Regions from separate parts of the Mus musculus genome. Here all the other regions are linked to region 1. A link is a loop called in an ENCODE intact Hi-C map of the cell type or tissue named here. Cell type or tissue: left cerebral cortex. All regions are shown on one strand. Each heading gives the region's core, and the rest is flanking DNA. Links, peaks and the distances in the headings are about the cores only. Region 1 overlaps Snx30 (sorting nexin family member 30). Region 2 holds the start of E130308A19Rik (RIKEN cDNA E130308A19 gene). Region 3 holds the start of Snx30 (sorting nexin family member 30). Region 4 holds the start of Inip (INTS3 and NABP interacting protein).

The links. Hi-C counts contacts between places; a loop is a spot of excess contacts. Peaks named below come from ENCODE experiments on the same cell type or tissue, not always from the same donor. Only the 100,000 strongest peaks of a DNase experiment are listed, where the experiment ranks them.
Region 2: it touches region 1 in a loop (4-fold over the local background); 17 of 42 quality-filtered maps call a loop at or near these places.
Region 3: a loop joins it to region 1, with 5 times the contacts of the local background. A loop is called at or near these places in 12 of 42 quality-filtered maps.
Region 4: it touches region 1 in a loop (11-fold over the local background); 23 of 42 quality-filtered maps call a loop at or near these places.

The regions. Positions count from the first base shown.
Region 1 is chr4:59,866,971-59,874,695 of GRCm38, forward strand. Snx30 (sorting nexin family member 30) reads left to right here. Exons shown (of 9, transcript NM_172468.2): 3 at 1,268-1,378. Among named protein-coding and RNA genes, the nearest start is that of Slc46a2, 44 kb to the right of the region's middle. In left cerebral cortex, for the core only: a CTCF peak has its summit at 4,132 (motif pointing left); DNase peaks (open chromatin) are centred at 2,863, 3,514 and 4,125; H3K27ac peaks cover 504 bases.
Region 2 is chr4:59,622,556-59,630,280 of GRCm38, forward strand. It overlaps E130308A19Rik (RIKEN cDNA E130308A19 gene), which reads left to right and starts at 3,656. Exons shown (of 4, transcript NM_001015681.2): 1 at 3,656-3,936. In left cerebral cortex, for the core only: CTCF peaks have their summits at 3,485 and 3,802; DNase peaks (open chromatin) are centred at 3,671 and 4,197; H3K4me3 peaks cover 2,148 bases; H3K27ac peaks cover 1,224 bases.
Region 3 is chr4:59,805,289-59,813,013 of GRCm38, forward strand. Snx30 (sorting nexin family member 30) reads left to right here and starts at 362. Exons shown (of 9, transcript NM_172468.2): 1 at 362-937. The coding sequence starts at 782. In left cerebral cortex, for the core only: a CTCF peak has its summit at 3,286 (motif pointing right); DNase peaks (open chromatin) are centred at 1,121, 1,515, 1,712, 1,959 and 2 more places; H3K4me3 peaks cover 1,616 bases; H3K27ac peaks cover 1,508 bases.
Region 4 is chr4:59,782,710-59,790,434 of GRCm38, forward strand. Inip (INTS3 and NABP interacting protein) reads right to left here and starts at 1,146. Exons shown (of 5, transcript NM_001013577.1): 1 at 1,019-1,146. In left cerebral cortex, for the core only: a CTCF peak has its summit at 4,136 (motif pointing right); DNase peaks (open chromatin) are centred at 1,752, 3,748 and 4,133.

The sequences.
Region 1 (7,725 bases), core at 1,448-6,447:
TTTTTGTTTTGTACTTTAGCTCATATTTGAGATCAGCAATTGCTGGTATCCTCCCAGGGATGAATGGTGTATCCAAGAAGAGATAGCAGTCCATAAGTAAAAATCATATTTTGGGGTAAATTAATTTTATTTAACGTTGGTTTATTATTAAAGTGGCATTATTATATTTCAGAGAACTTTAAAAAATTAGCATTAGGGTAGAGCATTAACATTTTCCACACACAATGGTGTTTTGTTATCTTTTTTCTAGATATTGCCTCATCTAGATCTAACATGTAGTATGCTATCAAGGTCATTGTTCTGGCAGAATATGGTAGTTGAAGCAAAATGTCTTCCTTCCTTCCTTCCTTCCTTCCTTCCTTCCTTCCTTCCTTCCTTCCTTCCTTCCTTCCTTCCTCCCTCCCTCCCTCCCTCCCTCCCTCCCTCCCTCCCTCCCTCCCTTCCTTCCCTTTTTCTTTTCCCTTTGTTTTTGTTTTTGTCTGACTATGTAGCCTTCCTGGCCTGGGACTCCCTATGTAGGCTAGCCAGGCTATCGTTGAACTCGCAGCTTTCCTTCACATCTGCCTTGAGTGCCTTAGACTGTGTGCCGAGGGAGCAGTGTTCTGTGGTCTCTGCTTGACTGGTCCCTTCAGCAAAGCTTGTCAGCATGTGCAACAGGGAAACACCATTCCTCCTCGCCGATTTGTGTTGGTTCAGCAGTATGTGAAATTACATTATTCAGGAGGGAAAAAAACCTACAACCCTTTCAGAGTTAAGCTGGAGGAAATTAATCAAATGTTCTAGACAATTCTGAAGAATAACTGAGTTTCATTTCCTGAGGGCAGGAAAAAACATCCCCCTCAAAAAAAAAAAAAAAAGAAAAAAAAGCAAAAAACCCAAAAACCCAAAAACCCAAGCCAAACCAAAGGTCTTATGTTTCCTAGCTCCTATTGATGGGTGGATGGATCGATTGGTTTTTAAGACAAAGGGTTTCTCTGTGTGGCCCTGGCTATCTTGGAAATTGCCTTTTAGACCAGGCTGGCCTTGAACTCAGAGATCTGTCAGCCTCTGCCCCCTGAGTACTGGGACTAAAGGCGAGCACCACTGTGTCAGGCTCCATCCTAGCTCCTTGACTGTGCAGCCTGCTGGTAAACTGCCATTCAGCTGTGCATGGGCGGAAGGAGGGGTGTCTTCGCCTTATTTGATTTCTGAAAGTGTGTGTCTCCTTCCCCTGGCCAGAAAACACTCCTCCTCACATGTGCACTCCCCTCTCTCTTCTTACTTGCAGAGCACACGGGTGGAGTTTGACTTGCCAGAATATTCTGTTCGTCGGCGATACCAGGATTTCGACTGGCTGAGGAACAAACTGGAAGAGTCGCAGCCCACTCATCTCATTCCCGTAGGTAGTAAGTCACTGCTGCTTGTTCTATCTTTTCCCGAGTTAGACCCACACGGGTAGTGCTCAGTTCTTAGCAGTGATGGGCTCACTCAGCATTTTATACTGAATGCACTCACCAAGAGTGCATGCAAGATAGAGGTGAAGTGTCTCACACTCTCAGCTTCTACTCTGCACTGCCAGCCTGCTAGGTAAGGTGGGCTGGATTTTTACTTTTTTCTTTCCTCCCATCCTCCTTTCTTTCTTTTTTTTTAAAATTTTTAATATTTTTTATTACGTATTTTCCTCAATTACATTTCCAATGCTATCCCAAAAGTCCCCCATACCATCCCCCCATCCTCCTTTCTTTAAAAAAGAAAAAAAATACAAAACACTATTTATGTATGTGTGTGTGTATGTTTGTGCATGTGTATATGTCTGTGTGTGTTTCTGCACACACATGCATGTCATAACACACATTTGAAGTCAGAGTGCAACTTCAGGAGTTGGCTCTTGCTTTCCACCTGGTTGCATGGTTTCTCTTATTTCTGCTGCTCCCTGTAGTCCCGGCTGCTGGTGCGTGCGTGTGGTGAGTCTCCTGCCTCTGCCTCCCATCTCAGTTGCAGGAGTGCTGGGGTTGCAGATGTGCACCACTGCACACAGTTTCTCACATGGGTTCCAGAGACTGAACTTGGCCTATGGAGCTTTTCAGTTAGATCTTTTACTACCTGAGCCATCTCCCCGCTCCCTGTCTCTGTCTCTCCATCTGTCCTCTGTCTCTGTCTGTCTCTCTCTTATGTGGTACTGAGGGTTAAACCAGGGCACTCATACTTGCTCTTCATATGCTCTATACCGAGTTGGACCCCTACTCTTTGAGGCAGAGTTTTACTAAGCTACTCAAGCTGGCCTTGAGCTCATTTTGTAGCCTAGGAGAGCTTTGAACTTGGAGGCAGCGTTAGCTCCTTCAGTATTTAGGACTACAGGATTACACCACCCTGCTCAAGTTTCTTTTTCCCAGTACAAGATATTATCTTATTTCTCAAGCTGGCCCAGAACTCACTATCTAACCCAAGTTAGCGTCAAGCCTGTGGCAATCCTCCTGCCTCAGCCCTGTGTACAGCTATGGTGCCTGGCTCTGATTTTCACTTGTATTATTACTGTCTGTCTCTGTCTGTCTCTGTCTGTCTGTCTTTATTTTTTTTGAAAAGGGAAATATCCCAATACCCCACCTCTTTAAAAGACTGAAGTTTGGTAGCTGGGCATTCTGGTTTACATCTATAATTCTGGCACTGAGGAGGTAGAGGCAGGAGTATTACTGTGAGTTCAAGGTCATCTTGGGCTACATAATGAGTTCCATCAAGTCTCTGCTACTGTACGAGACAGTGTCTGGAAAAACAAACAACAACAAAAAGCAAAAAGATTGATGCTTGGAAGTGAGTCTCACCGACCAAAACTGCTTTTCCCACTTGGCAGACATTCTTCTTGAGGTTTGGCTGCCTACCAAGAAGGCAAAGCCGACGCTTCAGATTGTGGCCAATGGGGACAGGAATCTGGCACACCATCCCTTCACAACCACAGTTTTTTATTTAAAACTCAAGCAAGAAAACCACTCACTCCTCTGTACTGAAGCAACGTGAATGGACCCACCCCGTACAACTCCCTGCCCCCCCCTTCTAAAATGGGTGATAACTAAAATTTTAAAGACCTAATAATCAATATACATTGGGTAGTTTTCCAAGGCCTTTAAGTTAAGATAATTATTACTTGTCTTTGGAGACTTTAGGAAAGTTTAGAGCGTATGACTATTCAAAGGCCAATTTATCCTTTGACAAGACCTTGATTGACTAACCCCAGGGGCTGCCCAGTTCCCAGTCGTATCTTCACCTTCTCACCTCTGTCACCCACCATGGCTATGTGTGCAGTGAATACTGGATGTTTGTAGGGTTTTGAGGTAAGGTGATCCCTGTGGCCAGGACAGGGCTGGAGGCAATGGGGCCCGCAGGAATCCGCTGTCCCCAGACTTCTCTTTTGCCACCCTAAGTCCTGTCTGGTCTTTTGAGTCTGCTTCTTTACTTTTCTGCCCTCCAGTCACTTAAGAACGTGCCTGAAAAAGAAGCAGCCATTTTAAAGCAGTCGGAACAAGACCTTAAAATAGAATCCTACTTGGCCAAATTGGCAGCTAGTGGTAATTTTTTTTAAACATATGCTTTTTATTTCAGAAGAGTTTTCGGGTTATTGTAAAAATAGGAGAACAGGGTTTCCCATACTCAGTACCCAGTTGCATTCATGGCTAACATTCTGCACAGATGTGAAATGCTTGTCCCAGTTAATGGGCTAGCTGGCGTCATCATTTGATAAGCTTTGTTTACTCGGTACTTTATTCCGAGGTGAGTATTTTGCCTGATGTGTTTCATTCCAGGCTCCCTACCAGGACATCGGTCATACATAACCCCTTTGGCAGTTTTTGCTTGTAACAGTTTCTCAAGTTTTCCTGGTCTTTGACAACCTTTGACAGTTTTGGGGTTTGCTAGCAAGGTTCAGTGGACATTTGTCTCAAGGTTTTCTTGGTTAGACCATGAAGATGGAGTAAGGTGTTTAGGAGTAGAAAGCCACCGCAGTAAACTGTTAATCCAGGTCACATGACTTAGGGGTTTCTGTTCTCTCTTTGCTCTTTGCAGGGAAACTGTTGCCCAAGCCCTGCTCCCCTCTTGGCTGTTCTGTTTCTTTTCTTTCTGGTTTGGCACTTGAGACTCAAAAGCTCGAGAGTGACACCTGCTGGTAAAATGTAGTGCCACCAGTCTGTAGCTCCCACGAGGCAGTGTATGTGTCTCTGGAGGATCCAGATAGTCTTCTGTAGTCTCCAGTGGCTGGGCAGTGTGGTGGGCAGGGAAGTGCTTTAGAAGCAGGCAGAGACTTAAGTTTCTTCACAAGACCTTGACCCTTAGCTGAAGTAGAGAGATTTAATTCAGGGAAGTATTTCTGTTTAAATAGAGAAGTCAAATGAGGAATGAACACATCATCCTACAGAAACTGTTAGAAGTCACCTCTCAGTATCTAAGCAGCAGCTGCGTCCTCACTAGACCCGGTAGCTAATCTTGGTAGGAACGTAGATAGGGTGAAGAATTTTAAGATAGACAAGGGACCTCTGCCTGAGAACTGAGTGTCGCCTGTAAACAGAGGCGGCTGTCTCATCAGCGCAGAGGTTAAGAGCACTTGCTCTTCTTGCAGAGGACCCAGGTTCTCAACATGTGCATGGTGGCTCACAGCTGAGTATAACTCCAGTTCCAGGGATCCGGCATCCTCTGGTATCCACAGTCACTGGGCACACATAGGAAACATAGACATACATGTAGGTAGAACCCCCATACACATAAAAATATATTTTTTAAAGAAATCTGAACTAAACCTTAACAAAAATGGAGAACTAGGTAAGTGTGCGGCATAATTATTGTTTAGGTTTTGTTGTCTCCTTTAACAGAGAATTTATTTTTAAATTCTTTATTAGACTTATTTTATGCGTGTTTTGCCTGCATATATGCATGTGTACCATATGTGTGCTTGGTGTCCAAGGAGCTCACAAGAATAGATCTCTAGGAACTGCAGTTACAGATGGTTGTGAATCAGCACACGGATGCTGGAATCAAACCCATGTCCTCTGAAGGCACAAGTGCTCTTCATCACTGAGTTCTGTTTTGTTTTGTTTTGTTTTGTTTTATTTTGATACAAGGTTTCTCTGTGTAGTCCTGGCCATCCTGAACTTTCTCTGGCCTCTAACTCAGAGATTTACCTGCCTCTGCCTCCTGAGTGCTGGGATTAAAGGCATGCGCCATCACCACCTGTCTAAGACCTTATTTTTACTTTTATGTACATATGTGTGTGCCCATGGAGGTCAGAAAGGGGAGCCATATTCCTTGGGGACAGAATTCTACATAGGTGACTGTGAGCTGCCCCATGTGGGTGCTGGAAACTCAGTCTGGGCCCTCAGCAAGAGCTGAATGCACTCTTAGCCACCGAGCCTTCTCTCTGGCCCCATGATCCCTCCTTTTTAAAAAGTCCCACGGAAGCCACATCTGCACAGCCCAGTCATTTGAAATGTACGTTTCAAAGCTTTAGTGTATTCAGATTTGTAGAACAACCAACAAATCAGTGTCAGGACCTTTTAGCACCCCAGAGGGAAACCTCAAAGTCCTCGCTGTCACTGTCCTCTCTGGAGCCTGGTGGCCTCACCTCTGTCTCTCAGGTGTCGTCTTCTTTCTTACATTCAGCATGTTCCAAGGGTCACTCACAGTGGAGCACTGGCTAGGACTTCCTTCTTACCGTAAGGTGATAGTCTGTGTGTGAGCATACCACATTTTGTCTGCCCACCCTCAAATGGAATTTTGTTTGTTTTCTCCTTTGGCTCTTAGGCATAATACTGTTACAGACATTTGTGTATAAGTCTTCCTGTGGCCAAGTATTATTTATATGGATGCAGACCTAGGAGTATAATTACTAAATTATATGTTATTCTGCATGTAATCATTCGAGGTACTGCCAGCCTTTTGACATCCCCTCACATGGTGTGTGAGTTCTGGTTTCTCTACATCTTCACAAACAATGATTATTATCTGTCTTTAATTATAGCTGTCCTAGTGGGTGTGAGGTGATATCATAATGTGATTTTTTTTTTAAATTTGCATTTGCCTGACAACTGAGAACATCCTTTGATGTTCTTGGTGGATATTTGCATGTCTTCTTAGAGAAATGTCTGTTCCATTTAATTTCTTAGAGATTTATTTTAGTTATGTATATGTTTGTGGGTATGTGAGTGCCAGTGTCCTTGGAAGCCAGAGGTGTGGATGTCCCTTGTCACTGGAGCTGGAGTTACAGGTGGTTGTGAGTCACCAGACATGGGTACTAGGAAGCAAACCTGTGCCATCTATTTAGTCCCCTCTTTGCCCCTTTAAAAATTAACTCTGTGTGCGTGTAAGTAAGTAAGTAAATAAAGGAACTTTAGAATCTATTCAAATTGGTTGTGAAACCTAGGGGACGGTGGTCTTGAGGCATCTGTCAGTTTACTTCTCTCTATCTTAGATTAGCTGTTGTTAAACGTGAGGATGGCTGTGCTTTCTGATTTGACTGCTGAGGCGGGGAGTGTGGAGATAAAACCATTTCTTGAAAAGAATGAGAGATAAAGTTCTGGTTGAACGATTCCCAGCATGAGCAGGTCCCTGTGTTCCATTCCAGGTCCTTGTGGAGGAAGGGGTGGGACTTGAGTGAAGCCATAGGAAGTTGTAGCCAGTTAAATAGTGGCTCTGGGAAAGCACCCAGAGGCGGGATTTGCTTCTCCCCATGGACTATAATATACCTGCTTTGTTTCCAGTCTCTGACTGCAAACTTGGCATTCTTTATGGGTTCTGATGGAAAAACACAGTTTGCTCCTTAGACCCCCCCCCTTTTTTTTTTCCTGAGGAGTCACAAGATGATTTATAAATTGATTGACTTTCAATTCAGTCTTTTCTACTTTGGCTTCACAAATCCTGGCCTGCTTAAAGTATCATGCCTGCCCCATTCCCACCCCCTTTTGTGGTTCTGAGGGTTAACAGGGCTCCTCCCACCACTGAACCACATCCCAAACAATGCACATCACATGGGCTGTCAAAGTCTTCAACCCTGACAAATGCCTGCAGAAACCATTCAGAAGGAGGAAGAATGCGTTTTGGTTTAAAGTTCCCAACCCCGCCCTTTAGTTGGACCCATTGCTCTGAGCCTGAGGCCTGTAAGAGTATCCCAGCATTGGGGGCATGTGTCTGAAGCTGCTCGCCTCAGAGCCACCAGGGAGCAGAGCAGAGTAAGGAGGGACCCGGGATAGCGACATAGACAGCAACCTGCTTCCTCCAGCTAGCTTTCTGCCACCTTCCCAAATAGCACCACGGCCTAGGGACCAAGCCTTTAACTTGTGAGTCTGTAGGGGAAATTACAGCTTCAAAACCTACAGAGCCCTCTGATGTCTTGCAATGTTTTTGCTTTCTTTTATATTGCTTTGCTCCTCTGGAATTCTAAAAGCAGAAAGAAGTCACCATATGTGCTGGGAGCTGGAGGTGTGTGGTGTGGAGTGTTTGCTCTTTGTAGAGACAGTTTCCTCTTTTTTATCATGTAATGGTGGCGTCAGAAAATCTGGAATAGAGGCTTTGCCCCACGTTGTTTCTCTCTAAGTTGATGTACATTAATACACATGTACATTTTACATGTGGACAGTTTCGTGAGTGTGTTACCACAGTCAAGACATACCTATCCCCTTCCGAAGTATCCTTGTGCGTATGAATACTTAACATGATATATCCCATAACAAATTATAAAAATATAATCTTTGTATTTATTCTCTGAGAACT
Region 2 (7,725 bases), core at 1,170-6,169, 240 kb before region 1:
AACAGTCTCTATTCCACATACTGAAATTCTTCACTGAAACTTCATTGCCTTGTCTGCCCAGTTTAAATCACTCTCAGCAACAAAGTCTTCCATATTCCTACTAGGATAGCCTGTTAAGCCCCACTTAAAGGATTCCACTGCTTTCCAAATTCAAAGTTCCCAAATCCACATTCTGCCAAACAAAGGCATAATCAGGCCTATAAGAGCACTACCCCACTCCTGGTACCAACTTTTGTCTTAGTTAGGGTTTTATCACTGTGAATAGACACCATGATCATGGTAACTCTTATAAGGATAACATTTAATTGGGGCTGGCTTACAGGTTCAGAGGTTCAGTCCATCATCATCAAGGTAGGGACATAGCAGCCCTGGCAGGCATGGAACAGGAGGATCTGAGAGTTCTACATCTTCAGCTGAAGGTTGCTAAGAGAAGACTGGCTTCCAGGCAGCTAGGACTAAGGTATTAAAACCCACAGTGACAAACCTACCCCAACAAGGCCACATCTTCAAATAGTGCCTCTCTTTGGGCCAAGCATATTCAAACTACCCTATTGTGGTCTTGGTTTATATGTCCCCAGTGGGCTCTATTTGGTTATTTTAAAATCCTAATGTATACTAAAATCCTCCATTCTGTCATGTATGACTTGATCATATTAATCACAGCTATTCTAAGGGTCTATTGACCAGGACATCTGGGACATATTTATATGTTTGGACTGTCGTCTTTTTCATTTTGGATTTTTTTTCTTATCATATGTGATGCCAGATACTACGTATTAAATTTTATTTTTAAAAGCTCCTCCACCAAAGATTTATTTTTCGCAGACAGAATATTGGAACTTCACCAGCCAGGGATGGAAGTAGTTCAAGGCTTAGTTGTAGGCCCTGGTGGAACCAATTTAATCTGATTTTGCTCAAGACAATCTGGTTCATCAACAGCCTCAGTTGAGGCACTGAGGTGTTTAACCAGGACCACCTTTCTATTTAATAACTCTTTCCAGTAGTGTCTTATTTAGAGTTACTACTGCTGTGATGAAACACCAAAAGCAAGATGGGGAGTAAGGCACTTAAATTTGGCTTATATTTCCACATCACAGTTTATTATTAAAGGAAGTCAGGACAGGAACTCACACAGGGCAGGAATCCGGAGGCAGGAGCTGATGCAGATGTCATGGAGGAGTGATACTTTCTGGCTTGCTCCCCGTGGCTTGTTCAGCCTGCTTTCCTCCAGAACCTGGGACCACCAGAGCAGGGATGGTACCACCATAGTAGGCAGGACCTTCCCACATCAATCACTAATTAAGAACATTTCTTACAAGCTTGCCTACAGCCAGGTCTTATGGAAGCATTATCTCAATTGAGGCTACCTCCTCTTAGACAACCCCAGCTTGTGTGAAGTTGACATAAAACTATCCAGCACCATGAGACAGCTAAAGATATCTGTTTTACAATGTTTTCAGTAGCAGTTTCTTTTCATTGCTTGGTTTCTTGTTGCTTGTTTTGCAGATAAGGAATCTACAAGTTCGACAAACTGGTATATAGAATGACCATTTTTAATAGCAAATACATACAGTTAATTGTGGCAAAAGTAGAATATAAAATTTAGTTTCTTAATCACTTTTAGTATATAGTTATGTTAAATATATTAAATCTTTTTATTTTTTAATGTTTTTTTTGAAACAGGGTTTCTCTGTGTAGCCCTGGGTATCCTGGAACTCAGTAGCTAGCCTCTGCCTCTCAAGTGCCCGGGTTAAAAGTGTGTCACCACTGCCTAATTATATTTACAATCTGTCACATTCTCATTTCTCACCTAGGAATGATTGAGATTTCTTATCACAGGAGGGGTAAGACCAAGATGTGGATAGTACCTAAGGCTAATCAGGTTATTTCTAAGTCTGACTTTCTACCATTAGACATGGTTTGGAAAGGGCTCAGTGCTGTGAGGAGAAAAGGGAGCCTGGAAGCAGTGGATGACTCTGAGCTCCAATAACAAACTATGTTCTCAAGATTTCTTAGTTTCTCTAAGCCTCAGTTTCTGAAAACTAAAACTACAACCATCTTATGAACTGCAATATCACTTCTCAGTAGGTACCTGAAAATGTGAGGCTGGAGAGATGGCTCAGTAGTTGCTCTTCCAGAGGACCTGGGTTTGATTCCCAACACCCGGGAGGGAGCTCACACCCATCTGGAATTACAGTTCCAGGACATTTGACACCCTCTACTGGCCTGGGAAGGCACCGAGGGCATCTCTGGCACAGAGATATCCATGCAAGCAGAACAACCCCCACACACATAAAAAAAATTACATTTTGTATCAAATTTTCTATAGAATAGTAATGTTAGTAGCACCAGTTTTGTAGCGTTCCTAGGACTAACTGAATTAACAACTTACTAAGTGCTTGGCACAGACATATCTGGGAGGTGCTATGAAAGGGGTTTTTAAACACACAGCCTTGTCTCAGTGGTGCCATGCTGTGTAGGTAGCTTTTAGTGCCTTGTGTATCAGAGCACCTCTGAGAGTTTTAGCTGTTACAACGGCCCCACTCCTGGGGTGGGATGAATGTGTAGATGCCAAAGTACAGCTCTGAGCTCAGTGAGTCTACTCTTGAGCCAAATACAAATGATGGCCAGCAACATGGATTCAGATTACCCTGGAAGACATGCTCCACTGTGGAAGTAGTTACATTAGCTTTTATTATTATTATTATTATTATTTACAGAAAAAAGGAAGTCATAAAATCAAGGCAATTACCAAATGGCAAGGCCTGCAGGTTGGTGGATTACAGCAAAGTGGGCCAAATTTACAAGTTTCAGGTACTGATGAGATTTGTAGCTTTTGAATCAGTGGAAGCTAGAGGTCAGCTGACAATACATTTCTTCCTTCTTTTTACTATTACTACTACTATTATTATTAGTGGTCGTTTTGCCAGCATGTACGTCTGCACCGCTCTGTCGTACCGCGGGGACTGAACTCCAGACTGTTGTGAGATACTGCCGGGAATCAACTTGGTGTTCTGGAAGAGCAGCCAGTGCTCTTAACCACTTTTTTAGCCACTGCTAAAAAAGACATATTAAAGAGTTTCCTAAGGTCATGAGGGTATTAAGTTTGATGGGTAGGCAATAAATAAATTATTAAGGCGTGTAGAATCTTTAACACCTTGCACTATTCTTTATTTTTTTCCCTGGGAACTCCAGTTTATTAGATGTGTGTGTGGATGCGATGCGGTGGGACATTAGGACACTATGGAGTAAGTACACTGCGGGTCCCAGGCCACCCGGCACAACTCTGTCTGAGGTGTCACACACCTCTAACGCGATCAAGCTCTGCTTACTTCAAGTGTTTAGGCTGAAGTGCGCGGAGGCCAGGACAGCGGACACGCGTGGAAAGTGGCACAGACCGTGCGTGGGTTCTGTACCTGTCGGAGCGACGGGGGCCGAGCTCGGCCGGCTCCGGGCTGCTCGCGTCGCTGACAGGAGCTTGGCCCGCGCCCCCTCAGGGCAGCGAGCGCCGCGGGTCGAGCGCCTTCCGCGGGCGTCGCTACACACTTCCTGTAGGTCCCGCCGCCTGAGGAGCGCTTCCGGTGCCGGCTGAAGCTGGGGTCCGAGCCCCCGCCCCGCCCCTCTCCGGCCCCGCCCCGCGCGGCCCCGCCCCCGCGCTCCAAGCCGGGCGCGCGGAGCCCGGGGCGCACGGAGCGGCGCGCGCCGGTGGCCGAGCCAGGCTGGCGCCTGCGCCCCCCCCTCTCATCGCACCACCGCCGTCACCCGCCGCGCAGCCCGTGGGGCGCCCTTCCCGGTTCACCGACTCCGGCCCCGGGGCCTCCGGCTGTGGTGCTGCCGCCCTCCGTCCCGCCGTCCCTCCCCGTCCAGCTCGGGCCGCCGGGCTCCCGCAGGCCCCACCGCCCGCGTTCCTATGGACAGACGCACAGACACCTGCAGGTGGGTGAGAGCCCGCGCGGGGCTGGGGAGCACGCGGGCGCGGGGCCTCTTTGTGTGTGGGCGGCCGCGCCGTGACCCTCAGAACCTTCCTTTTGTCTGCTCCGGGCCAGCGAGGCGGGAGGGCGCTAGGGGCGGAGGGGTCTGCGGGCGCAGAGCGGGGCGCGCACCGGTTCGCGGCCGGCGGCGTCTTGGCGGGGACTGTCGGTGCGCCGGCGTCCCCCGAGCTGGGCAGGAGGGCGGGACGGAGGAGGAACGGTCTGCCTAGCTAGTTGCAGAGTCTGAGACACCTCGGGGCTCTGCCGGACTAGCTTGGTTGTCCGGAGGTACCGGGAGGTGCGTGTGGGGCGTGTAAAGGAACGTGCGGCGCTTTGCTCCCTTATTTATTGTTTCTAACGGAGGAGGGCTTTCTCCCAAAAGCTCCCCCCAATCTGAGGCTGCGCACAGTGATTTGGGTTTGTTATCAAATAGATCAAGAAACCTAGTGTCCTGGAGAGAGGAGGTTGAGCTGACCAGCAACAAACACATCAGATGAAACAAACAAACAAACAAACAGACAAACAAAAAATGTTTGTGGTTTTCTTACGGCTGACTTTAATTTAAAATGTTAAAGGTCAGGCAGTGACTTAAATGGAGAAAATCGAACATGGCTGATTTTTTTTTTTTTTAATATTTTTAAAGAAATTGTTTTGAAGTTGTGGAGTAAAGTTTTTTCTTGTGGTCCTTAGGATTATCACCGATAGAGTAGTCTACCTACTAAACAGTTAATTGGAGTGTCATGTAGTGACAGCTTTTATGGTAGGGCTTGCATTAGAGAGTAAAACAATGATAGTCTTTCCATGCAGGCTAAAACCTTTGTTTTCCGTTTTAAGATAGGAGATTTTTTTTTTTTTCATAGCATATGAAGAGAACGTGATGTTAGAAGTGATTTTTCCCAGCGGTATTTCCTTATTTTACATGATACATTTATTCCTTACATGCGTACAAACCAAGGGTAGGGTTGTTGTACGTTAGATATAGTGTTTTGAAAGGTGGAAGGTAGTAGCTCTGTTTTTTCTTATTTGATTAGCTGGCTTACTTCGTGAACAGTTGCTATGTGTTCATAAATGATCAAATAATAAATGAAGTACATTAAGCATTCATAAAATTCATTTCACAGACTCACGTTTCTATGTAGGTATTGGGTTATGCACTATGTTAATCTGTTTGTTCCTCACTTTTAGAAACTTTATTTTTGTCTACTGTGAGAATTCATATTGACATACATAAGTCTGACTGTTACCGGGAAATGGTTTTTGTTTTTAATAGTTTTGAGGAGCACTAAACAGCCATTTGGAGAAAATGGAAGATTCCTTTAAAAAGAAAATCTAAATTTGAAGGGAAAAATACTATGGTATGAAAGCTCCTTAAATTTCTATTAAGTTGTTAAAATTTTAAGAAAAAATACAATTCAATGTACTTTTATTCAAGTACCCTATTTTTTTCATAAAAGAATTTAATATGCTTAAAATAGTGACTTTTTTGTGAGAGGAAAATTTACCCTAGATTCTTGCCCCAGTTACATTAGATTAATGATATTGTATACCGAATTTTTATAAGTTATCAGACTATATACATTTATACACACTTGATATCTAGAATATCTAGAAGCAGTTTCCTCTACCATAGTTGATCAGGTTTTGTTGTGACTTCCGGTCTAGATTGGGTAAATGGATTTAAACTATACAAAGGGACAGAGCTTAGTGTGTAGCTCTGGTCCACTCTGGCCTAAACCTTTCCAGCCTCTCTTATAGAAAGCTTAAAGAGGAGTCGTGAATTGGGTTTGTTGTTATCAGGAACAGAGAGTTCTAGAACAGCGTCAGAGTTGCAGCTCTTTGGCACTGGTTGAAATACTAAAGAAGACAGGCTAGCAAGCTGAATTGCTTGTTTATGTATTTATTAGACCGTCAGTGGCAGCGATAAGACTAACAAAGCTTCTCTGTGAAGTGGGGGAGAAGTTAACAGTGCCAGGGTGTGCTGGCACCTTGTGCCTGTATCTGTGCTGCCTGAGAGATAATACCTTGCCTTTTCATTTCTTTTTGACTGGTGTGTCAATACTAATTTTTTTCTGTATTACTAATAATGGTGTAATCAGAAGCATTCCAGAGTAGCTATATATGTGTGTGTGTGTGTGTGTGTATATATATATATATATATATATATAGTCAGTTGGTGTCTGAAGGCATATAAATTAATTTTTGTCCTGATTTTTTTTAACCTTACAACAAGTAAATGCTCCTTGCAGAAAATTTGTGTCAACTAGCCTTTAAAATGAAGTTGCCATTTAGCTGGTTTTTTTTTTTTGTTGTTGTTGTTGTTGTTTTCCTAAGCAACACTAAGCTGTCCTCAGTTAAATCTGGGAGACTTAAAAGTCTACAGGCTTTTTCAGTACTTTTATGCTTGGTACTAGTGTAATAAAATAGAAAACTGTGAGGTAACAGATTTGCTCTTTAGAGACCTGTGAATTTTCATCTTGTCTTTTTCCTATGACTTGTTCTTTCCTATGATGACTTTTGGTCGTGACTGTGTCCATGTCCTGCCTGTATTGTCCCCAGCCCCCCCCCATACCGTCCCCCCCCCACTCCATCCTTCCCCCCACGCACCCCCTTCTCTGTGGCCTGGTGAGAGGTGTGATAGGAGCTGCTCATTGTAGGTCTTGTCATTCTGCACTGAGAGCACAAGCCCGTGCTGCTTGCTGACATGCAGAATTCATTCTTGGATTAATGTCCTGGTACCAGATGTATGAGGCTGGCTCTGAAGAAGCTTTCCCTCCTAAATACTGTCAAATAAAGAAGCTGAAGATTGGAGAGAAGCCATTTATTTGGAACAGTTTATTTTATGACAGTTTGTGTTTATAAAGAAACCTGCTCATAATATTTACTTGAGGGTTCTACATAGTACTGGAAGAAGCCCCACAGGTTTCTCTCCCACCCCACCCCCTGCCCCGTCCCCTCCTGATTTAAGTTTCCACAGAGCTTAGTTGCTCTGTGATACTTCTTGAGTTTGCTTCTGATTAGTTGATTTATGGACTTTATTTACCAGCATGATTGGAGAATTCTTTGGCTAGTCTGAAATTGCACTCTGTCTGTGCTCTGGTCGGTTTCCTAGGAAACAAATGTACTGCATAGATTCCATAATGAGGACTGTGGTTGGCTAGCGACTGTGTAAATTCTGTTGTTTGGTAAAGCTTAGTCTCAAATTCAAATAAAGGTCAAGAAAGCAAAAGTAGTGAAAATGCAAATTTGGGGATTTTACTTTGTATCCAGTGCCAACACCATTTTAACAGGCTTCTCTGGAGAAAGGCGAGCTCCCCAGCACTGTTCATTTGTTTTGCAAAGTCTTACACTTGAAGCAGTTGGGAGATCTTGGTATCTCATACTAGAGATGCTGTTAGCTGAAGAAACTGTTGCTGACAACAGCAGTGTATTTCAGAAATATATTTTACACACTTCAAAATCATGCAGAGAACAAAGGGGCAGGTAGAACATCAGAAATATTTTTATACCTAGAAGAAAGTAACATGTATATTTCAAAGAAAAATTATGCAACTTCACATGAAATAGAACTTTAAAAACTTAAAAGTATTAGACAAACTTCTAAAACACACATTAAAATCATATCATACACTGATGTATTTATAATCTAGGCGCTTTTTCTTCTGGTCTATCTGAACTTTGCCTCAGAACTGCAGAGCAGAGACCGACTTCCCTCTTTTCCTAACTGCTCCCGTCTGGAACTCCAGCTTCTGTGGCT
Region 3 (7,725 bases), core at 879-5,878, 62 kb before region 1:
GCAGCGAATAAAAGCTCTGGAGAATTCAGTTCGGCCCGAGGCCAGTATAGGAACCATCAATGCGTGAAAAACAACTAGGACCTCACGGTTCTTGCAGACCTGGTTGGCTAAGTGTGCACGTCAGGACCGTAAATCATTTGTAGCACACGCTATTTACGGATGCTCATGCTTCTGAGGTTTCGCCTTACATAAACCCCGCTTAGCTGCAGAAGCCAGTCGGTATGGGGACTTCAGTGTGGAGTTGAAGACATACCACACTGCCTCTTTAAATGTCCTTCTAGTTTTTCTACTGGATGTTCTCTAGTTCCTCTGAGCCACGTAACCCTTTACGATACTAAGACACGCTCCACATTTTTATTTCTTTCTGCGTGTGCAGTGTGGCTGGAAGATCCTAACTCACACTGATGCTTTCTGAGCCCCCAGCGAAGCTGCCAGTGGGCGCACTTCCTGCCGGGAGGTGGGCGGGGCGGGCCGCCTCCTCCTTCAAGCTCCGCCCCACCCTGCGTCCCGCCCTCCCTCCCGGCGGGCAGAGGCTCCGCGGGGGCGGGGCTGAGAGCCGTGGGCGGCGTGGCGCTGCTAGCAGGGCGCAGGGTCGGAGGTGCTGGGGTTTGGCGCGGCTTAGCCCACGGAGCTGTGGTGTAACGCTCGGGAAAGCTCAGCCTCGCGGGCAGGAGAAGCATCGGGCGGAGGCTGCCACCACCAGCTAGTGCAGGGCCTCGGGCCGAGTGGGGCGGAGAGCTGCGGGAGTAAGCGGCGGCCCGGGTCCCGAGCGCTGCGCGCCATGGCGGGCGGGCCCCCCAAGGCCCTGCCGTCCACGGGGCCCCAGTCCTTGCGCGACATGCCGCACCCGCTAGCCGGCTCCAGCAGCGAGGAGGCCGTGGGAGGCGACAGCACGCCCAGCCCGGACCTACTGATGGCCCGCAGCTTCGGTGACAAGGTGGGGCGCTTGGGGCTGGGGACTCCTGGGGCGGAGCGGGAGGAGGATGGATCCAGGACCACCCCTGACACTGGGCCGCGCTCATCCTGGCGCCCCTTTCCCGGAGGTTAGGCGTGCTTTGGCCCCAACAGCCCTTGGCCAAAGCCTGTCCTCTCACTGCCCCCGCGGGGTCGCAGCTGCAGGCTAAGCGGCCAGAGGGCATGTGTTTTCCCTGGCTGAGAGTGGCCCCGAGCGCGGGTGACAGCTGGTGGGGAGGGGTTCGGGTTGCAGCAAGCATGTGGGGACCCGGGGCGTGTGCTGCGGTACTTCGCCTCTGTGTCCCGAGAATGAGGTCCCTCACCCCTCTAGGTGCATTCCTTGAAGAGGAGCTGCAGAATAGGAATAACTTGTTGGCGCCTCCAGTTTCCCCGGACTGCAAAAAAAAAAAGCAAGAGTTAATGGCTAATGGTTTTCCGGGGTGGGTCTGAGCAGCCTTGCTCATCTTCTCCCCAGTCGGTCATGTGGGGAGTGATCTTTGTTTAGGTTTGCTGTTTGCCCCAGGAGTCACCTGACTCCGACCTCAGCGGCGGCTAGAGGAGAGTCTCTGGTTTTCTGTCTAGGGCTTCATTCACCTCTTATAGCGAACCACATTGATTAGGTTTGGCAGTGGCTGGTTTTGTGGTTGACGGAAAGCAAGCTCGCCCTTTGACCTTCTTTGTGCAGAGGGAGGCTCTTGGTCGTTTTGCTATACTCTCCTGCTGCTTTGAGAGACAGCAAAGTCCCGTGGGGAGGAGGAAGAGACTGCATCTCCCCCCTCCCCGCCCCCATCTCCATTTCAGCTGTGACCAGGATTTTGAGCAGCGATTGTATCTGCGCTCCTGCTGCCACTTAGTCACGAGTTGCAGACATTCCAATTGTTCTTAGCACTTGAGATCAGGGTCTCTTCCTCCTATTAAAATAGTAAATGAATTCTTCCTTTCCGTAGTATTAATGGAATGAGTGGAATTGGGAGACTTAACTTTACTTCTTCTCTTAGATGGGAAAGGCATGTGGGAGGTAACATTTCCTATGGGAGAGTGTGACTTGCTGGGCCTAAGCTCTCAGAATGACCGGGAAGTGATAGGGATTTATAAAGCCTAAACTAATGAAATGGATACATTGAACAGCTCAAAATATGTTCTTGCGTTCACACTGGTACCTCTGTGGTCATTGCTTTTTATAGATTTTAAGATTATGTGAAAACATAGGCAGCTTGCAAACCCTCCCTTATGTTTGACATTCAAAGAGTGATCATTGAATGCCTGAATGATAATTTTTTTCTTATTATTAGCAGAGACATTGATTTTGAATGGATGTAGAATGGGAACTAAGGTTAATTCTCAGTTCTCTGAAGGAAATTGAATTATTTCCTTACTGCTGTGTAAGAAATCACTTCAGAATTTAGCACCCGAAAATGCTGTCTGTGAGTCAGGAAGCTGGGAGGTTCTGAGTAAGACCTACAGGATGCTGCCATCATCTGAAGGCTGGGTTGGGAGTACTCTAACGTCACTTCTAGGCTCACTCCCATGGTTCTTCACAGGCCACAGTAGAAAAGATGATCCAAGACAGCCCCATGCTCCAGCCATCCCTATAAATATTGATCCTCAAAGTGACATACCTCTGCTGGATTCTGTTGCTTATAGAGGGACACTGACACAGTGTGGGAAGAGGGTATGAATCCTAGAGAATACCAGGAAATGGAGATCACTGAGGCCATCTTGGAGCCTGGCTTCTAGTCTACCGTGCGCGTGCGTGCGTGCGTGCGTGTGCGTGCATGTGTGTGCATATGTGTGTGTGTGTGTGTGTGTGTGTTATGAATTGAACCCGTGGCACGTGCTCTACCACTGGGCTATATCCCTTGCTTCACATAAAGCTGTTTTGAATATTTGAATATTTCCTTGTGGTCCAGTCTTGGATAGTTAATTCAGAAGTGTGGCCAGTTTACTAGTTAGTAGAAGGTAAATGCTCTGTCCCACTAAGATCTGGTTGGCTGGCAGTAAGGCCCTTGCCTGATTATGTATGGTCTCCTTCACAGGATCTATTCTTTGAGAGTCTTGAAGGCACTATTATTAATTATTTAACATTAATTTAATACATATCCTAACAACTGTGGAGAGCATCTAAATGACCCAAGCCTCCAGGGCCCAATTTACAGTCAGCCACTTTTCCTCAGAGGCTAAGACTTCTAGTTTCTCTCCGATTGCGAGTAGCATTCTCTTATTACATGTATCCTCATACAATTTTTAAAACAAGACTTATTTTGTACGTGTATGTGTCTGGGTGTGTGCTTCTGTGTGAATGGATACAGGGTGTGTGCAGGTCCTTCAGAGGCCAGAAGGGGGTGTTGGTTTGCCTGGAGTTGGAGTTACAAGCTCCGTGGGCCTCCTGAGAAGGAGGCTGAACTCAGTTCCTCTGGACGAGTAGGAAGTTCTTAAACTGCTGAGCCATCTCTCCAACCCCTCCCAAATATTAGGAAAGAGATGCCAGCCAGCTGCAGAAATGAGGACAGTTTGGGGGGAGCTCCCTTGCCCACCCTCACCTTGTTTAGGTATCATAAGTGCCCGTGGAGGGCAGGAGGTAGCATCAGGTGCTGTGTTCAGTCTTGTGAGAAGAGGCCTTTTTCCCTGCCTCTTTAGACATTGGGGTTTCATCCCAGACAAGGATTTAGGGTTGGCTCTGGGGGGGTGAGGGGCATGAAGGCGTTGGCAGGCTGGAGACAGTGTCAGGTTATTGCCCAGAAGGGAGTTGCTTTCTCTGGCTTCAGATGGCGTTGCTAGCTAGCAGTGTAGCTGACACTTCCGAATGGCCTTTTTTGTTCTGGGTGTAGGAAAGTGTGGTGGGTGCTCCATCCACCTCCTTCTCACACTGTCCAAATCGCAGTGCAGTGGGAAGAATTCTTGTCTACTGAGGGCTGGATGGGTGTGTCCTTCTGATGCTACCCAAACCCACCAGGCTATGTATCCCTTCATTTTCCCCCTCCAGTTAAAATGTAAATAAAACCACTTGACCTATTTCTGGGCTGTTTTACCTTTGTCCATGTCTTCTGAGCAGTGTCTCTGTGATTCAGCCTCCTGCCTGCGTGTTCATTCTGAAACTGAATACTTGACTCCTCTCAGCCTCCAGTCCTCAGTTAGGACTTCTCCACACACCTCCACCTTCTTCACCACCTACTTCCTGACCTTCCTGCCACCGAGGTGTTGCTTTCTTTTACATTTCAATCATTGAGTTTGGGAAATCCAGATCTTACCCTGTCATCTTTGATAGCTTTTCTTTAAACCTTTAACTTTCTAAAAAATTACATACTGTATGTGCATTGGCGTTTTTCCTGCATGTATGTCTGTGTGAAGATGTCAGATTCCCTGGAACTGGAGTTGCAAACAGTTGTGAGCTGCCCATGTGGGTGCTGGGGACTGAACCCAGGTCCTGTAGAAGAGCAGCCAGTGCTTTTAACTGCTGAGCCATCTCTTCTAGCCTCCTAAACCTTTAACTTTTAAACCCAGTGCTATACAGTGAATTCAAGACTGAATAGCCAGGAGACCCTGTCTTAAAACAAACCACCACCACCAAAACCCCAAGTAGTAATAATAATAATAATAATAATTCCATATTTAAATAAAACGTGCTAATATAGTGGATCACAGAGCCAGTTCTCAGCCGTCTGCGAGTGCAGTCTTGACTTCTTCCTGCTCAAGACCTTGTACTGTCCTCATGGCAGGCAGAGTGAAGGCCAGTGCTCCCCAGGGTCCTTCCAGGCCCACAGAATCAGGCGATTCCTGACTCAGCTTGCCTTCTTCAGGCCTCTCTCCATTGTGCCCTCCACCTGACATTCATCCACTTGCCACTTCCCTCATTTCCTTAAGCCTATTCAAGTCTCAAATTCTCATAAAGGCCTACCCAAGTCCGGTTCCCATCAGCCAGTGGTCCCGAAGTCCCCTTCCTGCCCTGCTACCTTCCTTCTACAATACCTGCTGCAGAACCTTGAAGATTCTGAGAATGGGGATTTTGAAGCTTTAGTAAATAATCTTGGTTCCTAGAACAACTCTTTTCTGGATGAACAGAAAGAATGAAGCGTGCCTCCAAGGGGCAGCGTGGGGCCACTTGGATGGCTGAGAGCTTGCCTAGCTTGTCCTAGGCTGGAGTTCAGACCCCACCAGAGATGAGCAGGGCATGATGGCAGTATACAACTGTGGCACCCACACTGTGCTACACTGGGAGGGGAGGCAGGAGCAGGAGTTTAAGATCATCCTTGGTGGAGAGTTCAAGGCCAGCAAGGGAATGAATGGGGTTTGGGGATGAGCAGATGGCTCTGCTCAGAAAGTGCCTGCAGTGCAAGCATGGGGACTTGAACTCGGGTCTCCTGCATCCATATAAAGGACAGTTGCACACATCAGTGACTCTGGGAACAGGACAGGATGATCTTTCTGACACACAGCCAGTCTAGCTGAACTGGTGAACTCCAGGTTCAGCAAGAGACTGTCTCAAAAAACAAGTTGGAGCTTGCTGGATGTACTGGTGCACACCTGTAATTCCAATACTCTGGAGGCCGAGACTGGTGGATCTCTGTGATCTGGAAGCTGGAAACCATAGTGGTGGGGACCGTGACTGAGGACATCCGCTGTTAACCTCTGGCCCCCACACTGCACACACAGACATGTATGTTCATCATTCTTTTATTTATTTATTTATTTATTTTTGGTTTTTTTCGAGACAGGGTTTCTCTGTATAGCCCTGGCTGTCCTGGAGCTCACTCTGTAGACCAGGCTGGCCTTGAACTCAGAAATCCGCCTGCCTCTGCCTCCGGAGTGCTGGGATTAAAGGTGTGCACCACCACGCCCGGCTTATTTTTTTATTTTGAGACAGGTTCTTGCTATGTAGATCTGCTGGGCTGGTCTTGAACTCCCTGCCTCTGCCTCCTAGTGTTAGGGATTAAAGGTGTGGATCCCCACGCCTAGCTATGATTGTTAATCTTTTTTCCACTGATGTATGTGGACGCACTTGTGTGCATGAGATCAAAGAACGACTTTTTGAGTCCCTTCTCCCTTGCCTCTTTGAGGCAGGGTTTCTTGTTTCTGTGGTGCTACTTAATCCAGGCTGGCTGGGCTGTGAGCTTCTGGGCCATTCTCCTGTCTCCACCCTCACCTCCACCCCCTATCTGGAGGTGCTGTGATGACACCAGGTGAGAGACACCAGGCTTTCTTAAGTGGGCTCCTGAGGATCGAATTCTGGCTATCGGCTGGCAGAATCAGTGCCAAGTGCTTTTTACCTGCTGAGCCATTTTGTTAGCCCCTAGTTAAGATTCTTTTAAAAGAGCATAAAACAAAACAAAAAAGCAAGCTGGCCTTAGGAAAGTGTACAAGCTTTGCTATTGAAGGGACCCAGATACTTTTGGCTTTAGGCATGGCTAGGATAGGTGCTGATGATGTTGGGAATCTGACACTTGCAACAAGGGTCCCTCTTTCTGATAGTTTCGGCAAAGCTCTGTCTTGGCTGGAATTGGGTCGGATACCCACACCCATGCTTGTGACTGATCAGGCAGAGCTAGCTAGAATCCAGCTACCTTTGGCTTGAGGGACTTTACAAAGTGAAATTTCTAGATACAAATTAAGTATATCTAGAAATGTGCCTGTGGAATGTGAAGAGTTAGACATTACTTTTGTCAGTGGAGGGATAGATCAACGTTCATGCTCCTAACCCTACATGTTAAGACATTGGATATTACTAATATTTTAGAAGCACCTCCATGATCAGGCAGGCAGAAGATGACTTCCAAAGTCAACTGGGATGGGAGAATAGCTCAGTGGAGACCTTACCGTTGTGCATGAGACCCTGTGCGTGACTTCCCAGTGACACACACACACACACACACACACACACAGAGAGAGAGAGAGAGAGAGAGAGAGAGAGAGAGAGAGAGAGAAGAGGAAACATTAAAGAAGAATGTTTCTGTTACCAGAGAGAAGAGTGTATTGGGCAAGAAGGAAGCAATGAATATTCACTGGAGATATTCCACTACTTTGTCATTTGATGTGTATATGTGTGTGTGTGTGTCTGTCTGTCTAATTGTGTCTCTGTGTGGTCATCCTTGGTCTTCTTCAGTAACACTCCACTTTTTTTTTTTATAAAGATTTAGTTATTTTATTTATATAAGTACACTGTAGCTGTCTTCAGACACACCAGAAGAGGACATCAGATCCCATTACAGATGGTTGTGAGCCACCATGTGGTTGCTGGGAATTGAACTCAGGACCTCTGGAAGAGCAGTCAGTGCTCTTAACCACTGAGTCATCTCCAGCCCATACTTCACCTTTTTAAATTTAGTTTTGTTTTTGTCAGATGGTGGTGACACACACCTTTAATCCCAGGATAGCCAGGGCTACACAGAGAAACCTTGACTTGAAAAACCAAAAGAAAGAGAAAAGAAGTAAAAAAACAAAAACAAAAACAGACAGGGTCATACTAGTCAGGTCTGGTTGTCTTATAACTTACTATGTAAACTAGCCTGGCCTCCAACTCACAGAGATCCACCTGCCTCTGCCCCTCAAGTGCAGGGACTAAAGGCCTGTGCCATTACCCCTGGCCTCTCCTTGTTTAATAATTAAATTTTATTTTATATGTATGCATATTTTGCCTGTTTGTATTTCTGTTTTACGTGTGTGCCTGGTACCCAAGGAAGTCAGCAGAGGGTGTTGTCACCCCTAGGCCTGGATTTACAGATGGTTGTGAGCTGCCATGTGGGCGCTGGAAACTGAACCCTGGGTTCTCTGGAAGAG
Region 4 (7,725 bases), core at 1,514-6,513, 84 kb before region 1:
AAAGAAAGAAGGAAAGAAAGAACCAACCAACCTAACAAGTATCTACTCTGCGCCATATATTGTGTAAGATGTGTCCCCAAAAATGTTTTTTAATGAGCATTTTTATGTACGTGGAGGCCAACAGTCACAAAACTAGTAAGGAAACCTGGACTCCTGGTTCCTTTGTGTGTGTGGTGCATGTGTGAGCAGGGCAGGAAAAGGCATCAGATGCCTTGTGCTATCACTCTCTACCTTCTTCCCTTGAAAACAGGGTCTCTCACTGAGCCCGGAGCTAGGCTGCCACCCTCACCGATCCTCCGTCTCTGCCTTCCCTCAGCTCTGGGGTGCAGGTGTCTGTCTTCGGCCATGGATGCCGGGAGATTCCAACACAGACCCTAATGCTTGGGCAAGTGCTCTTACCGGCTGAGCCACCTCTCCAACCCCAAGCCTGCTCATCTCTAAGTTTAGAAATAAAAGTTTTGCATTTGGCCACGCCGGAATCACAAGACAAACTCCTCGACCCTTGAGTTTCATTCAAGTAATCACACGGGATTGGGGATGGAGGGGGCGGGGGAAGGAAAACTAATTTAACAAATGTGCTCTTTAAAAACGTGACCGCGCATAGCGGTAATTCCAGCCCTCTGGAAGATGAGGCAGAAGAACCCCGAGTACCCGGCCAACCAGGGCTACACAGCCCGACCCTGACTCAAAACAAAACAAGGCGCGAACGGGATTGCGGAAGTAGAGAACTATTGTTGAGCGAAGACACGAGCTCTAAGCAGATGCCGGGTGGAAAGGACTCGCGTCTCCCACGGCTGGGGCTGGAGCACGGCATGGGCGAAGCCGAGCTCGTACCGAAGGCTATCAAGGCCACCCTGAGAAAGGGTCAGGGTGACCCAGGAGTCCCCGCCCGCGCGCGGGGTGGGCGAAACCCAACGGGAAGTGAGAAACCCTCGCACACTATGCCGCGCGAGGCCGCTGCCCCGTGGCCAGCGTTCGGGCCACCCTTCTCTTGGCGTCACCAGTCCTTTTTACTTACCCGGAATGCGAGGAGCCTGGAGAAAGCTCGCTGTCCGGTCGCAGCCGTGCAGGGGGGCGCGCCCACGCAGAACCCGGCGAGAGTGCAGCAATGCACCGCGCTACAACCTTCCCGCCGGCACCAACTTCCGCCTCCTGACTGACGGGCCCCCTGGAAGCGGAAGTCCCGCCTATCGACTGGACGCAACGGACGCTACCCCAAGTGATTCGTAGTTTAAGCGTTTCTTCGGCCGGAAAGGGTTTCCCTTCCGAAGAATGACAGTCGAAGAGGCTCACGGGAGATGCAGGCCGTACAATTGGGGGCGGAGCCAAACGCTGATTGGCAGGAATAGAGCAGGGTCCCTAGCACCTAAATTGATTCTTTTTTTTTCCCCTTCAGGTTTGCAGGAGATTAGCTGTCTGTCTGTCTGTCTGTCTGTCTGTCTGTCTGTCTGTCTGTCAGGATTTATTTAACCCTGATGTTAATCCACTTCAGTAGAGCTTCAGAGGGAGGTTGAGCACACTTTCAGGTTTTAACAACCATCCCAGGAATATTTTTGTTGTTTACCGTCTGAGTCAATAATTATACACAAGGTGAGCACTAAATAGGTACAAGTTTTCACTAGTGTGCATAATCTGAATTTTAAAAATGAAAGTGTCGGCTGAGAGCAGTGAGGCATGCTTTTGATCCCAGCACTCTTGGAGGCAGAGACGGATCTCGGATCTCTCGAAGTTTGAGGCCATCCAGGTCTGCATAGCAAACTCCAGGACAGTCAGGATTACACAGAGAAACCCCCGACTCAAAAGCAAACAAACAAAAGAGTGAACGCCACACCAAGATGCTACTGGAAGTTACCCTATGCTGCATAGCCTCACGCTAAATCCAGACGTTTACCTTAAGACGTAAAAGCGTTTGCCAGGCGGTGGTGGCGTGGGGGGGGGGGGGGGGGGGCAGAGCCAGGCATAGCTCTATGAATTCAAGGCCAACCTTCAAAGCGAGTTCCAGGACAGCCAGGGCTACCCAGAGAAACCCTATTTGCAAACAAACAAACAAATAAACAGAAATGCAAAAGACATAAATATGTTTTAAGGTGTATTTGTTCTGTGATTATCAACCACTCTCCACAACTTGCACCTGTGCTCTTAATTAATATTTGGGATGTTGGAGATGTAGCTAAATTGGTAGAGTCCTTGTCTAGGACACAGGAGGCCCTGAATTTGATACCTCACACCACATAAAATTGGGCATGGTAGTGTATACTTCTTAATCCAGCCTTGGGAATTTAGTGGGAAGAGGATCTTTTGTCCAAGGTATGTAGCTTGAACAAGGAACATAGCAAGTTTAAGGTCAGTATTGACTACTTAAACCTTATTTCTAAAATAATAATTGATGTTTGCTAATGTTTACAATGCACAGTCCAGGACTGAAACAGTAAGTTCAATACCAAAGATTTACTTAGTTCACAGAAAAAAAAAATTGTTGCATGTTTTCCACGTGCTAGGTGCTTGCTCTACATTAGTTTATGCCTTCCTGTGATTTGTATATGGGAAGCAGAGGTGTTACTACATTGTATCCAGCAATGAGCTGAGCTAAAACCCCAAAACTCTACCAAATTCTTAACTTCTGAATATTGTCTTTGCCCTAGAATAGCAGTTTTCAACTTGTGTACAGGGATAACATATAAGGTATCCTTCATATCAGATATTTACACTATGATTCATAACAGAAGCAAAATTACAGTTATGAAACAGCAGAGAAAATAATCTTATGTCTGGAGTCACCACAACGTGAGGAACTGCATTAAAGGGTCAAAGTATTAGGGATTCCTCTGGAACCAGCTCATTGTGATTCCCCACCCCACCCCACCCCCGTTGAGACAGGGTTTTGATACACAGAGGCTGTCCTTGAACTCACTTTGTAGCCCAGGCTGCAGATGGGAAAACTCCTGTCTCAACTTCCTGAATGCTGGCACTTACAGGCCTGAGCCTTCACATCCAGTTCCAGTAACTAATGAAAATATAAAGCATGTTGGTAATAAAGTTTGAGTCTCTTCTGTGATCTGCTGGGAAAACACAGCTTTATTCAAGCTTTAAAATCCTAACAAATTCTTTCAGTTAAAAGGTCCTGGTGAGGCCGAGGCTGACTTAAAAAATAAATAAGATCTCTATTCTTAGGAGAATTTTTTTTTTCCTGTTGCGCAAGTAGTCAGTGCAAGAACCAGGGCACAGGAATCTCTTTAATTCCCAAACGGGGGAAATAAAAGGGTTAACAGCTGAAAATGTTTACTCCCCTGATCATGACCTCGTGAATACATACATCTTACTATTATAACTGCCTACACAGTAGTTAAAATAATAACACATTAAAATAGTGGGCATTCTAAAAGAACATTGTTTAAGGAGTGGAAGAAAGTTCCTCTAAAACAATTCGTAGTTCCCTGACCAGTTCAGTATGACTAAAAAGGGGGAACATGATCAGCAGAAAGATAAATTTTACTCATGGCCAATTGTTTTGCCTTTGATTTTTGTGACTAGTAACCCTTGAAATCATTTTGTTTTCTCCTTGAGAGTTCTTGGAACTTCTATAGGCCAGTCAGGGCTGCATAGGGAGACCCTGTCTCAAAAACAAGGGGAGGGAGGTATTGTGAACTTGTATAACCAAAAGGAGCCTGAACCATAGAACCACCCAGGAGACTATTTGTGCATTCTCTTTTCTTTCTCCTTTCTCTTATTATGTCACGCAGGCTATTCTCAAGCACGTGGGCTTAAGTACTACTACTGACTCAGCTTCCAGAGGAGCTAGGCCTAGGATGTATGAACCATTGATTAGAGGTATCTCTTTGTTTGTTTGTTTGTTTTAATTTTATGTGTTTGAATGTACAGGTGGAAACCTGGGTCCTCTGGGAGAGCAGCAAGTGTTTTGTTGTTGTTGTTGTTGTTGTTGTTGTTGCTGTTTGTCTGCTTGGTTGGTTTTTGGGATATTGTTAGCCTTGGAAGAGGATCATCTAGGTAAGAGAAAATGGCCTGATTCCTTTAGAATGAATTATCTTCAAGATATTTTCTCTACAAAGATAGCTAGCAGGTTTGATGAGAGAGAGGGGCAGCGAGGCGGGGGAGGCACTCATCGATCTGTCCGGTAGATGGCAGCAAAGAGCGGAGCACGGGACAGTATGAGAGAACTGACAGTTTTACCAGATAAGGAAAGATGAATAGTTTGGAATTGATGGTGAAGGTATTGGATGTTGGTCGCCTAAGGATTATACCTGTAAGTGGGTACTGGTATCCAAACTTTTTACTCTCTCTCTGCATCCCCATGCCTGGCTGTGTGATAATATGTGGTTGGACTTGAACATCTCCTGCTTTGCATGAAGACAAGGAAAGTAGATACATGGCTATATGCTACTAGCTGCCATGCATCCTCCATTCTTTAATGTGTGATAATTTGTAATTAGACTGAAGCCCGCCTCGTTATTGGCTCTATTGAACCCTGGTGTTTTCCATGGGTTATTTAGAGGGCTTTCTGAACTGCACTAGGTTTCCTGTGGAATGGCTGCGTGATTGCCAACGTATGATTTCCTAACACCTATTTATAATTTGAGTGCCTCTAGAGAACCAAGTTTCCAGTATTTCAGTATTCTCCAAGTGCCAGGAAGGATGCCAGGCAGGTGCGGTGTTGACTAATGTTTAATTTAAGTCCAGTTAAAGTTGGCATGTGGAGCTGGAGATGACCATTAGCCCCAGGGTGCTTGCCTAAGGCTTGAGGCCCTCAGTTCAACGCTCCAGAAGAGAAAGGCTGAAACTCACTCATTCATTCAACAAACATCTAATGACTCACGTGCTGTGTAAGGCACTGGAAAAACACAAGCAAAATGATGTGTCTTGTCTCCGTAAGATACTTTTGCCTGGCATATTGGTAGCACACAGCCTTAATCCCAGCAAAAGCGGGGAATCTCTGAGTGTGAGGCCAGCCTGGAAAGCTTGTTGGCTCTCTCCCAAAGCAAACATGAGGGGGTCGTGCATGAGGGGCCAGCTACTTGCCAGGAGAAGATGCTCCAGAATGAAACCTACCTTGTGGCGTCTTGAGCTTGAACTTTCTAATACCTAGAACTGAGGCACAAGAGTCTGATACCTAAACAATGATATTGTATTATGGTAGCCTCGAGTAAATGCTTTAATATAATATGCAACACATATGTCATAAAAAAAAACTTCAGTGCAACTCCCTTCCTTCCTTCCTTCCTTCCTTCCTTCCTTCCTTCCTTCCTTCCTTCCTTCTTTCCTTCTGAATTCCGTATGTAGTGGAGGAGGACCTTGACTTTACGATCTTTCTGATTTTATCTGCCAGGTCCTGGGATCACAGGTGGGACCACCATACTAGATTTATGTGACACAGGGGTCTCATGCTTGGTAGGTGTACTGACTAGTTTTGTGTCAACTTGACACAGCTGGAGTTAGCACAGAGAAAGGAGCTTCAGTTGAGGAAATGCCTCCATGAGATCCAGCTGTAAGGCATTTTCTCAATTACTGATCAAGGGGGAAAGGCCCCTTGTGGGTGGTGCCATCTCTGGGCTGGTAGTCTTGGGTTCTATAAGAGAGCAGGCTGAGCAAGCCAGGTGAGGCAAGCCAGAAAAGAACATCCCTCCATGGCCTCTGCATCAGCTCCTGCTCCCTGACCTGTTTGAGTTCCAGTCCTGACTTCCTTTGGTGATGAACAGCAGTGTGGAAGTGTAAGCCGAATAAACCCTTTCCTCCCCAACTTGCTTCTTGGTCATGATGTCTGTGCAGGAATAGAAACCCTGACTAAGACAGTAGGCAAGCACTCTACCAACTAAGCTACACCCCAACCTATCATTAAAAAGATTTATTGCATGTGTATTGGTGTTTTGCCTGCATGTCTGCCTGCAGAGGCCAGAAGAGAACATCAAATCCCCTGGAACTGGCATGACAGACAACTGTTAGCAGACATGTAGGTGCTGGAACCCCAACTGTGGTCCTCTGTAGGAACACACAGTGCTCTTAGCCACTGAGCCATCTCTCTAACCCCACACCCTCTCATTTCTGAAACTACACACTGCTTAAAGTTATTTAATTAGAAGTTTCAGTTGTTTCCATACTGGAGCAAATATTTTCTCCAAACTAAAATGATTTAAAAACTACTTAAGATGTATAGTTGTACAAGAGCTGTCCAACTTCCATCATCAATGGGCAATGGCTTTTATAAAAAACAACACATAATTTTATTATTATAATACAAATAGTTATTTTGTTGATAAAAAGACAAACTCTTTTATTATATATACTTAAAATAATTTATAAACTATGTATGTATGTATATATTTATTTTGTTGTGAATTAAATATCAAGATTATCCAGATATGACCAGTAGCAGTTGTCTTCATATCACCTTTCAGTCCTTTTCCAGGCACAGCTTTATATGAGCTTGATTTATGACCTTTAAATATTTAGACAGGTGCTGGAGTCAGAGCTGAGTGGCAGAGTACTTACCTAGCAGGCACAAGGCCCTGGGCTTAATCCCCAGTACTGCCAAAAATAAAGTAAAGTAAATATGTAGAAGTGCAGAATCTAAGCCTGCATCTGTATTCTTGCCCTTGGCTCCCAGAGATCCATATGAACTTAAAAAACAAACAAACCACAAATCCCACCTCTGTCTTCTGTTAATTCCTTATAGCATACAGAAGTCTAAGCTGACATATTTGGTCATCCTCTCTCCCTCCTTTATCCCTCCCTCCTTTTCTTTCGACAGTACTTGGCATTGACCCTTTGTAGATGTAAGGCAAATCTATTACAGAACGATAGTTCTGGCCAGCTAAATGACCGACCTCCTTTTTGGGGCAAACTATATTATTTTTTTAAAATCCTTGCAAATAAATAAAAAAAATCCACACACCAATATTAACCAGACCTAAAGTCTATGCAACTTAATGGAGTTATATACAGGTAGCATCGGCACTAGAAATGGAAGCTGTGACACTTCACTTTAAATTCTCCACTTTCAGTATTGAGTGTGGTTTATGCACTTAACCACCACCAAAATCAAAAAGCCATTGAACTTCCTAGTTGTAATTCTGTCCTGATTTCCTTTACATTTTTATCACATACATTTATTTATTTATTGTATGTGTGTGAGTGCACACATGCCACAGTGAACCATGTGGAGTCAGAGAATGTTGTATGTGAGACATAAAATGGACCATACATCTGCTCACCCAACTAGGGAACATGTAACACAGGGAAATAACAGTTCTACCAAAGTTAAACTTGGTGAACCAATGCATCTTTGTTGTGGTTACTTACAGGACTAGGGATGACTCAAGTGAGGGGTTTTTACCAAAAGTCCATCCCAACACAGGTGACAACTCAGAAGCTGCAGTCAGGGAAGCCCTTTGCACGGCTTGCACACAGCTCAAGAGGTCTCCTCCCTCAGCAGTTGTTTGCGGTGTTTGCAGCCCCATAATTTCTTAACCTTATGTAAATAAAGGACTGACAACCCATTTCATTAGTCAGTAAAATCATGATCATCTAGACAACTCAGAATATCCTGCTACTTCGTATTCAGATTTCCAAAACGTCATTATCTAAAGCAATGGTTCTCAACCTGTGAGTCAAAGCCGCTTTGGGGATCAACCAACCCTTTCACAGAGGTTGCATATCAAATAATCTGCGTATCAGATATCTACATTATGATTCCTAACAGCAGCAAAATTACAG